Linked DNA regions of Homo sapiens: region 1 is linked to region 2. A link is a loop called in an ENCODE intact Hi-C map of the cell type or tissue named here. Cell type or tissue: thyroid gland. All regions are shown on one strand. Each heading gives the region's core, and the rest is flanking DNA. Links, peaks and the distances in the headings are about the cores only.

Region 1 (5,374 bases), core at 253-5,252, 190 kb before region 2:
TTACAGTTAAGGAAACCAAGGTTCAGGAAGGTTGACACTGGCCTGAGGCAGCACTGGAAATAAATAGCTGAAAGGGACCTGGGCTTGTCTCCAAGGCTAGTGGTGCTCACGCACTTCCTTACCTGGGGAGATCAAATTCTACCCTTGCAGCCCATCGGGGAGCAGCTCATTTGCTAGCACATTCTTGGCAGGTTACAGAGGCCCTTAAATCTGTGTCTTCATATAATCCTGTTGACAACATGTGAGTAGATCTTCTTATCCCCATCTACGGAAGAGGAAGCAGAGGCTGGTCCAAAATCAGGCAGCAGGTGCCAGAGCTGCCAACTCAAACCCAGGTCTTCTGCTCTGTGCCTGTTGTACATTAAAGGACACACCCAGGAACATTCATTTCTCTCCTGGGTGCCCCCAGGACGTACCTACTTCCTTTGCCCTTGCCCGTGTCCTTTTGGCAGACACACACATCCAGATCCTGCTGCACTCATCTTTGCAGCCCTGGCAAAGACTAGGTACCAAACATTGGATGGATGGGTGGACGGTGACCTCAGGAAGGTGACCCCTGACCTTCAGACTGAGTTGGCTGCTTTTTCTGTGGGCTGAGGGGGATATTTGTGTGAATGCTCTGTGTGGTCATTTTCTATTTTTGTGTCTGTCCCTCCCATTAGGTAGTAAGCCCCCTGAGACCAAGAGCTAGCTATGTTGTCTTTGCGCTTGTTTCCTTAAAGCCTGCAGACTCTGGCACATAGTAGGTGGTCTATCTGTGTATGTTCAGCGTCTTTGAAAGAAGCCTTTTCTACCAACTGAAGTCCAATTTCCCCTGCACCCCACATCTTATCCTCAATCACATTGGTTGTGCATTTTATTCATAGTACTTTTCTTTTTATCTATTTATTTTATTATTATTATTATTATTATTATTATTATTATTATTATTTTGAGACAGAGTCTTGCTCTGTTGCCAGACTGGAGTGCAGTGGCGAGATCTTGGCTCACTGCAACCTCCACCACCCGGTTTCAAGCAATTCTCCTGCCTCAGCCTCCCAAGTAGCTGGGATTACAGGCATGCACCACCATGCCTGGCTAATTTTTGTATTTTTAGTAGAGATGGCGTTTCACCATGTTGGCCAGGATGGTCTTGATCTCTTGACCTCGTGAACCGCCCACCTCGGCCTCCCAAAGTGTTGGGATTACAGGCATGAGCCACTGTTCCCGGCCTCAGTGTCTTTCAAAGAAGCCTTTTCTACCAACTGAAGTCCAATCTCCCCTGCACCCCACATCTTATCCTCAATTCCATTGGTCGTGCATTTTATTCGTAGTACTCATTCTTTTTATCTGTTTATTTATTTATTTTTTGTCTTTTCAATAAGCATGTAAGCTCTCCAAGAACAAGGACTACATCTGCCACTGTATCTGCTGTATCTACTCCTATGCCTGGTGTGGTGCCTAGTCCACATAAGGCTCAATAAATAGTGATTGAATGAGGGAGTGAATAAGTGATGTGAATTGTGATCAGATCCTGCCCACAAAAATCTCCTTCTCTATTGTTCTCAGAGGCAAAAGGTGGGGATCATTTGTCACATCCTGTGGCTCGGGGCCCTGTTATGTCTCAGTTTTTTGCCTCCGCAGATCCCCATACAGGCATAGGGAGTCTCATCACTCTTAGTGCATTCCTTCCCTTCCTAGTTCATTGGACCTTGCTAATTGCATGGAGGACTGAGAGGCTGCACCATTGTTTGCGGTTGAGGGGGCGGTTCCTCCCTCTGGCAATGGGAAGGTGCCAGGAGGGTGAGCTGTTCTCAGGAGAAAACAATGGAGCTAGAATCAGATCTTGGGTCCCTTTGCGTTCCAAGGTCTTTCTTCTGCCACATCTCTGCCCATCCAGCCTGCCACGTGACTCTCTTGCTAACTGGCAAAGTCTCTGAGTGTTTTGCCTTCATTTTCTGCACAGCCCATTGGTTGTCTTCCCTGCTTCTGCCTGGGCCACAAATCAGCAACTGACATGTTGCATCAGAAACATGAAAATCTCTTTCTCTATTTCCACTCCACCCCCAGTGGGGGTGGCCTGCGGAGAGACAGCTGTCCCTGGGACAGGACATTCCTGACCTCTCCTTCCTTGGAAGGACATCACCAAGCCCTGGCTGCGTTAACTCTACATACAGGATCGATTTATTGGAAAACAGTCCTGTTTGAACACAGATCCTGTTTGTATGAATTCCCCTTCTTCTGCCCCTGCTGCAGCCACAAAAGAGCCCCATACCCATTCCTCATCAGTCTCTCTCATACACACTTCCCACCTCCCTCAACTAGGGATTTCCCACCCCAGGCAGCACCAGTTTTATAATATTCTTCTTCCTGGGGCCTCAGATGTGGCAGTAAAATATGAGACCACCCACGGAGAGAGAATCTTCGTGGAATCCAGAGCTCCCCCAGGCCAAGGACTTGATTGATTGGCTGAGGTATTCAGGGAGCTTATTATGAGATTGAACATATTAGGGTGGGAAGAGGAGGCAGCCATGAGAGACAGAGCCCTTAGGCACAGCGGGTCCATCCATTTTGCCTGAGGTCAAACAGCCAGTCAATTACAGAGGCAGCAACCCCAGCCCCCAAAGGCATCTAGAATTCCAGACCATCCCTACCCTTCCCTCTGCCAGACAGAACCGTTCAGAGGCGGCTGAAGCCTGAATGAGCCCCCGGCAAGGAGGCAGCAGTCTGTGTGGCCCATCAGGAGACAGACTTCTGACTTGCAGCCAGGCGGGGGGATGGACTCCCTGACCCTCAGCTTCAGCCCCAGTCCGTCTGCCAGGCCCTGCAGTAAACATTCCAGAGATGGGCAAAACAAATGTTTCTCCTGGGAAGGTGAGGTCTCATCAAGACCACAGCTGCTTGGGTGGTATTGGTGTAGTGCAAAGTGCTTCAGGTTCCAGGTTAGAATCAAGTCGAGGAATGCCAGTTGCGAAGGTTGGCCTCGTACACACCCCCACATCGCAGTGGCTGTAGACCTGTGACTGTATTACAATGGTGTGCCAGTAGATGGCAGTCAAGTGTCTCCAGGAAAGGCCGGCCTACAGACAGTATTTCCTTACCCGGTCAGCGAACATTTGTTAAGCCTGTTGTCCTGTGCCCTAGCTCATTGTGCTGGATACTGGAGACACAGTGAGCATGGAGACTCAGTTTCTGGTTTCCAGGAGCTCACAGACTATATGTTTGGGGGCAGAGGGCAGCTAAGTGATGTGTAATGACAACGTGAAGTGGTAAGGGCTGGAATGGTTGTAAGTGCAGCGTGCTGTAGGAACCAAGGGAGGACGCTCAGCCCAGCTAGGGAAGGGGGTGCTGTCAAGGAAAACTCAGCAGAGTAGATATCACTCATAGGATCTTGAAACATGAGAAAGAGACAATCAAGGAAGTGCCAAGCAGAGGTGAAGGCCTGTGCAGAGGTTCAGAGGCAGGACAGCACAGGAGTATTTAGAGAAGCACAGGAATTTGGATGCAACCATGAAATAGACAGCAAACTGGAGGGGAAGCAGACCCCCAGTCAGCAGGGTCCAGATCATGAAGGACGCCAGGGCTCTGGACTGGATCCAAAAAGTCTGAAAGACCACTTAGGGTCTCCAGGAAAGGTACCCAAATTCTTCCCTCTAGAGTTTGGGTACCCAGATCACTCGTGTGACTTTGAGCAGAGACTTCTCCATCTGGAACACGTTGGGAGCAATCCCTGCCCTACCACCCCTCAGGGTTGGCATGAGGGTCAAATAGGAGGAAGGATGTGAAGGGTCTGGCTGTCCTTATAGGCCAAGGCCACCTCTTTTCCCCATCACCAGCCATCACTCCTTGCACCTGTGAGACAGATCAAAGCAAGGTGAGTCATAATTCTGCTTTGGAACCCCCAAGAGGGTAAGATTGTTTTGTTTATTTGTGGGTCCCCAGCACACAGCACCCACTAGGCACAGGGTAAGCACTCGATAGCTCTTTGCTCTTGTGGATTCTGTTTCAGGCCATGGACTACATACTTTGCAGCTTACTGTGTGCCAGGAACTATTCTCAGTGCTTTGTATGCCTTGTTTCATTTAATCCTCATAACAACCCTGTGAGGTGGCTACTACTATGAGCCTCATTTCCTAGGTGTGGAAACTAAGGCATTCAGAGGTTGGCTTACCCAAGCTTGCACAAGTGAGTGGAGGAGTTGGGGTCCTATCCAGGCTGTATGCCCTGAAGCCATTGCACTTTACTGCCTTGTTGCATAGAGGATTATGTGACTTTCTCACCACACCCTTCCCTGGTAGTTACTGTCACCACTTGACAAATGAGGAAACTGAGACCCAGAGGGCTAAGTGTCTTGTCTTAGAACACATGGTCAGTGAGTAGTAGAGCTAAGATTTTGCCCAAGCCTGTGTGATTGCAAATCCATGTTTTTTTTCCCAGTATGCTGGTGATTGTAATGATAGGTTACCATTCCCGGTCCCAGGCCCACCCAGTACTTCTTTTAAATTTGGAGCTTGGATTTAAAAGCAAGTGATTTTTAAATCCACGAAAGATGCCTACCTTGGATCCTGCTCTGGTCCTTATTAGCCACACCTCTCTTGACAGGCAGAGGAGTTAGGAGTGAGGGGATATTCCCACCAAGACCCTACAAATTGCACTCTTAGGCCATGCCCTGGGTACCCAAACTCTAGAATTCCCTCCTCAAAGGGACCTTAACCCAACTTCAGAGCCTATATAGGCCAATTCCTTGGTCCATTTTCCAAGGGGTGGCCAAAGGACAACCATTTGGGGAGGGGAAGGGAGTAGATGAAGCTTGGCCACGTGGTCTGGGCAATCCACATACCCGCACCAGGAGCCTCAGTGGTGCAGAGGAGAGTGGGTGGGGAATTAAGGAAGATCTTGGGTGAGGTCTGAGAACCAAGAGCTGGCAATCCTTGTGCTGCCACGTGCTGGGTAGAGTGCAAAGAATTCTGAGAAGTTTACATTCTGAGTCTTTAAGGTCATTATGAAATTGTATCTGCCAAGGAAGGAAGACAGACTCTTTGGGACTCTTTTTTTCTTTTTTCTTTTCTTTTTCTTTTTCTTTTTTTTTTTTTTTTTTGGATGGAGTTTCATTCTTGTCGCCCAGGTTGGAGTACAATGGCGCAATCTTGGCTCACTGCAACTTCTGCCTCCCAGGTTCAAGCGATTCTCCTGCCTCAGCCTCTCCTGCCTCAGCTGGAATTACAGGCGCCCACCACCACTCCTGGCTAATTGTTTGTATTTTTAGTAGAGATGGGGTTTCACTATGTTGGCCAGTCTGGACTCCAACTCCTGACCTCGTGATCCGCCTGCCTCAGCCTCCCAAAGTGCTGGGATTACAGGCATGAGCCACCATGCCCAGTGGACAGATGTCTTT
Region 2 (5,374 bases), core at 313-5,312:
CTTTGAGCACTTTAGCCATAGGAAAGGGAAACCAGTTTCCACATCTTTTTGACTTGTCCCCTCCACCCAGCTTTAAAAACCTTCCCTGCCTTCACTCTAACTGTGGCCTAACTCGTAGAGATGTTTCTGTCTCTCGATGTTTTTCTAGCACTGTTTTCATTGTTTTATGGGGTATGATTCTATTGCTTCCCCAACCACAGTAGGAATACTTTGAGGCCTGGGATATTTAGCCACACTGCTTTTTAGCCCTCTCAGAACCAAATAGGGTCTCAGGAGACTGGAGAGCATGGGTGTGGCCAACAGCTGACTGAGTCCTGAGCAGAGTGCCCTGGAGGCCACTCTAAGGATCCAGGTTGAATGAGGGCATACGTGGTGGAATTTGAGAGATTCGCTTATCCCCGCGCCCCACATGACTTATTCCACAGTCATGTGGAAGGTTTTAGAAGACTTTCCAGACCAAATCCACTTTGGATAAGCATCTTACATGATAGAGGCCCTCTCTTCCCTTTCTTTTCACATTTCAGTTTTGTCCAAAGTGCCGATATTTTCTCCAACGGAAGGCCTTGCCTGGAATATAAGTATCAAGTAGATAACTTCTGCTGAACTTCAAGCAGCAGTTTTCTCATAGAAAGCATCTGAAGCGTTTTTTTCCAGCAGCTACTTAATTATGAAAGCACAAGTATAATCTGATCTTTTTTCCAGCTGAAAAGTAACGAAATTACCTTTTGGTTAATTTCTTCTCACTCCCTATCCTAAGCTGGTCCACACAGTGTCTTGAAGTTCAGCGAATTCCAAGAGCTTTTCAGTTGGGATGTTCTCTCTTATTCCAAACCTGAGTCAGTTCCCCTCTGCCCACCGTGTGAAGGCAGTTTGGTTCTCACCCTAAGGAAAAGAAACAGCAAACTCCATGAATCCTTGCGTAGGGGAGTCCTCCTGCTAGGGTCACCCCCTTCAGCAGGCACCCATCAGTCTGGATGTCATGGTGTCCATGAGCCTAATAATATGTAAGAATTGGTTATTCAACATCACTTAATAAGCTAGGTGGGGTGAACCTGAGGCTAACAGTAAGAATGAAGATGCAGGCTGGGTGCGGTGGCTCACGCCTGTAATCCCAGCACTTTGAGAGGCCAAGGTGGGCGGATCACGAGGTCAGGAGATCGAGACCATCCTGGCTAACATGGTGAAACCCCGTCTGTACTAACAACACAAAAAATTAGCCAGGTGTGGTGGTGGGCGCCTGTAGTCCCAGTTACTTGGGAGGCTGAGGCAGGAGAATGGCGTGAACCTGGGAGGCGGAGCTTGCAGTGAGCTGAGATCATGCCACTGCACTCTAGCCTAGGTGATGGAGTGAGACTCCGTCTCCAAAAAAAAAAAAAAAAAAAAAAAGAATGAAGATGCAGGCTCTCCTGCTTTCTCTTGACAGCTAAGAACAATGATAGAGTTATACATCTGGGAAGAACTGAGTAAGTTTCAAGATCTATCTGGCCTGTCTACACACCTACTAGGATGACCTGGTATTCTCTTTCCTGGAACTTTTCTAGGAAAGGTGAGTTCATATCCACCCTCTTTGTATCAAGTTATAGGATGCTAGAGTCTGTAGGAAGAGAAGTCGTAAAAAGGACCTCAGAAACTACTCATCCTTGTTTTAAATGTGGGAAAAATAAGGTTCAGAGAAGTGAAGGAACTTGCCCATTTTCAGGGCTCAGTCCTCCAAGCTGTAAGGTGTGGCCCATGCTTGTACTGTGGGCTTGGAAACCCCAGCCATTCACAGATCTCGTATCTGCTTTTCAGATCTGTAGACAGATTCGTTTGAGTCTTTGTACAGTGCCCAGCCCACAGAGAAATTTTACTTACACTGATTAAATAATTCTCTACCATGATAATAATCACCCTCTGAGCCAATCAGAAGCAATACAGGTTTGTCCTCCTGACAGGTTTATCTCTTGTGTGTTTATTTTTTTCCCTTCCTAAATTACTAGCTAATGCATTCCAAACATATCACTATAAAAAAAAGCACATGAAAACTTTGTTTCTGGGAAATGAAAAGAGAGTAAAGTGGAAACAAAAAATCAAAAGACCTGAGATTTGTTCCCAATGTTGCAGAATAGCTGTGCACCTGCCTTGGTCAAGTCACTTTGCCTGTCCAGGCGTCCACTTCTGTGTTTATTGGATGAAAGATAGAACTCAGTGGTATCCAGGATCCCTCTCGCCTCAAAAACTCCAAGATTCCATGGGGAATCCTGTAGGACAAGTGAATGCTTCTGAAGGGGAGATGGGTCCTGCCATTTAAACAGGTTTGACACATGGGAACGTACCCAAGACTGAAGACCATCCATCAGTTTCGCAACGAACACTGAGTTCCTATATTGCTACCTCCCCCAAGAATCAATGCCGAAAACAGAATTTCAGAGAAGATTGTGATGCCAAAGTCCTAGGAGAGACAGGCTCTGGCTTATGGTGGAGCCCAGTGTAGTTATGCGTTCACCTGCTTGTTTGTCTCTTGGATCGTAGCACTAAAAAGTTAGGAAGGTGTCTTTTTTATCACCATTTTTTTGGTCTTCAGGAGTTACTGAACTCTTCCACATCCTTCAGACCTCAGCTTAGATGTCACCTCCTCCGGGAAACCTCCTCTGATTCCCCTCCCATGTATCCCCACAACACCCTGTATCAACTTCTTTGACAATACTTAGCTGACTCTAATGTGATTATTTACCCATCTGTTTCCCTTGCTGGAGTCTAAGCCCCTAGAACACAGGGATTAAGTGTTGGTAACAACGAGTTTAATAAGTATTGGTTGAATGGGTCCAATGATCAGCACCACCGACCCCTTTCCAGCATTCAGACAGGCAGGTGGTGGCTCCTTGGAGAGTTCACGGAGCTCTATCCCGCTGGCTGGTGCTAGGGGGCGCTATAAGCCAGAGAACACCCATTTGCTCAGCCTGCAGTCCTGGTCGGTCGTCTCACTGCGAGGGCGGGAGAGCACAATTCCACACTCATCGGTGGGGTGCGGGTGCCTTTGAGTGGGTGAAGCTCACCCCTCCCATCTGCCATGGCCACAAAGCTCTCAGTCAACATCCCGTCTGGGTTCGTGGCTGCCGGAGCTCCTCCACCCCTGAGCTGGCCACATGTCAACCAAAGGGGGAGATGCTCTCTGGGGAAGCAACATAGTTGTGAATCATTGGTTTGGGGGCCTTAGGGCGGTCTGGGAACACTGCAGAGGATGCCACAGTCCCAGTCTTCCAGGGCAGAGCTGGGTTTTGGAAATTCAACCTGGAGAAGGTACTGTCATTTCTGTTGCCTCATAGGGAAGCTCCTCTTTGCTTTCCTCCCTCTTCCCCTCCAGACCCTAGCCACGATGCCTTCCCCCAAGCCCCACCGTCCATGTGAAAGTCATTATATTCAAAATGGCCTTTTCCAAGCAACAGACAGCCTGGTCCACCCATCCCCATGAGCTCTGGCCAGACCCTCAGTGGGGCTGCTGCCCAGCACTGGGCAATTCTGAGCCTAAGATGCGAGGTACTGCAGGATCTCTCTGTGTCTGGCACCAGCAGGGGGTAAACACCTTTCCTTGCCTCCATCTGGAGCCAATTTCATGGCAGTAAAATTGCCCCAGCTCTCCCCCAGCTCTGCCAGCAAATTGAAGACCCCTCTGGCTACATTCGCCTCTGGCTACATTCGCATGAATCCTCAGGTTTTCATATTTCTTTCCACAGGGATCTACTCTCAGTGTTTTTAAGCCAGAAAACACATGTGTGCAGTAAAGCCATGTTGTATCCTGTGTTATCTAGGGTGGTGGGAAATGGAAAGCAGAGTCAAATATTCCAGCTCTTGTTTTCATGTGCATGTATGTGTGTGTATGTATGTTTCAATGACCATATATTCAAGCAGTCAATTATTTCTGTGAAGGGTACTATGAAATGGAAGGAGAAGAACTTCTCCCCAACCCTGTTTTAATGTCTTCCTTATGCCCGTGGAGTTCATGTGTTTTTCCTTTAAAAACGAGTAGCTCCTTTGTGGTTTCTTTGAAGGTTGCATGCTCAGCTTCACACAGAGAATACACACAAGCATCTCAGCCAGGTGCTGTCATGCCTTGGGAGGGAATGGGATGGACATGTGGTTGGTCTCCTGTTAGACTGGGCTGGAGGTCTTGTTTCTGCAAGGCACATGAGCTTTCTTCAGTGGAACCTGCTGGAACTGATATGGTCTTGTCCTGTGCTGTGGGGACAGTCCAAAGAGCAGTTAACACCATTGATCGCATCCTTCTTTAAACTTGGCTGCTGAGACCCTACTCTCTCTGGGATTCTGCTTTCTACCTCTCCATCTATACCTTCTCAGTCTTCTTGGCAGACTCCTCAGGTTCTTCCTGAAATTAAAATGTAGCTGTTTCCCAATTTTCTGTCCTTGGCTCTCTCCCCTTCCCTTTTAGCCTCCACACTCTCCCAGGCCTACCCCACGCACCCCCATGGTCGCTACCATGCTATGTGCACCGGAGTGCACACTGCAAGCAACAGTGTCCCTCTGATTGCCTGTCTTCTATCTCCAACTTCCTCCTGCCCAATTTCACCTAGAGATCCTATGGCCTCCTCGGACTCCAGGTGTCCAAAACTCATTGTCTTTTCCCCTCAGTCCCCTCCGGGGTTACCCATTCCGAAGGATGACATCATCACTCACCAGGTCCTATAGAGTCTCATGATCCACATCTCTTCTAACCATCCCTTCCTCTCATTCTTACCATTTCTACCTTGGATCAGGCCCCTGTGGATTCTTTCCTGACAATTTCAATAGTGACATAATTGGTTACACTCCCCAGAGTCTTTCTCTATCAACTTCAACTTTGCATTGCTGCTTCTGTACATTTTTTAAAATATAAATCTGAAAACATGCTATTCTTTGCTTGAAATGATTCACTTGTGCTCCGTGGCTTTCTGAACAAAGTCTTAAGCTCCAAAGACAAACAAGGCCCTCTGTGATCTGGCTCATCCCCAGGGCCCCACGGTCCACAGCTGGAGGAGGCCCTCTTCACATAGAATACAATGAGATGGCTGCCCCTGCAGTTATACAACAGCAGGCTCTGTTCTTGCTTATCTCTCTAAACCCATGCTGCCCTCTTCCAACCCTTTATATTCCAGCTATCGGTTTCTCTGAGCCTTGTTCACAATGCACTCTTGGCCTGGAATCTAGCCGCCACCAATATATTCCCCCACCCTCCTCCACCTCATCTGCCAGGAATCACGTATTCATCTTTCAGGATTCAGCTAGAGTCACCACTTAGTGAATATTTTCCGGTCCTCTCTCTGCCCCAGCAGAATGGACCACCCCCTCTCAGGCCTCTCCTCTTCTCTCACTCACCTCCCACCCACACTGGGTCCTCCGG

The links. A loop is a pair of places that touch in the nucleus more often than their neighbours do. Peaks named below come from ENCODE experiments on the same cell type or tissue, not always from the same donor. Only the 100,000 strongest peaks of a DNase experiment are listed, where the experiment ranks them.
Region 1: it touches region 2 in a loop (3-fold over the local background); 65 of 110 quality-filtered maps call a loop at or near these places.

The regions. Positions count from the first base shown.
Region 1 is chr22:32,983,865-32,989,238 of GRCh38, reverse strand. The region is part of intron 2 of SYN3 (synapsin III); the gene reads left to right. Among named protein-coding and RNA genes, the nearest start is that of SYN3, 72 kb to the left of the region's middle. RefSeq lists an enhancer at 1,384-2,285 and a silencer at 2,861-3,155. In thyroid gland, for the core only: a CTCF peak has its summit at 3,024 (motif pointing right); a DNase peak (open chromatin) is centred at 3,018.
Region 2 is chr22:32,794,698-32,800,071 of GRCh38, reverse strand. All of the region lies in intron 6 of SYN3 (synapsin III), which reads left to right. Among named protein-coding and RNA genes, the nearest start is that of TIMP3, 4.3 kb to the left of the region's middle. In thyroid gland, for the core only: CTCF peaks have their summits at 2,707 and 2,912; a DNase peak (open chromatin) is centred at 2,931.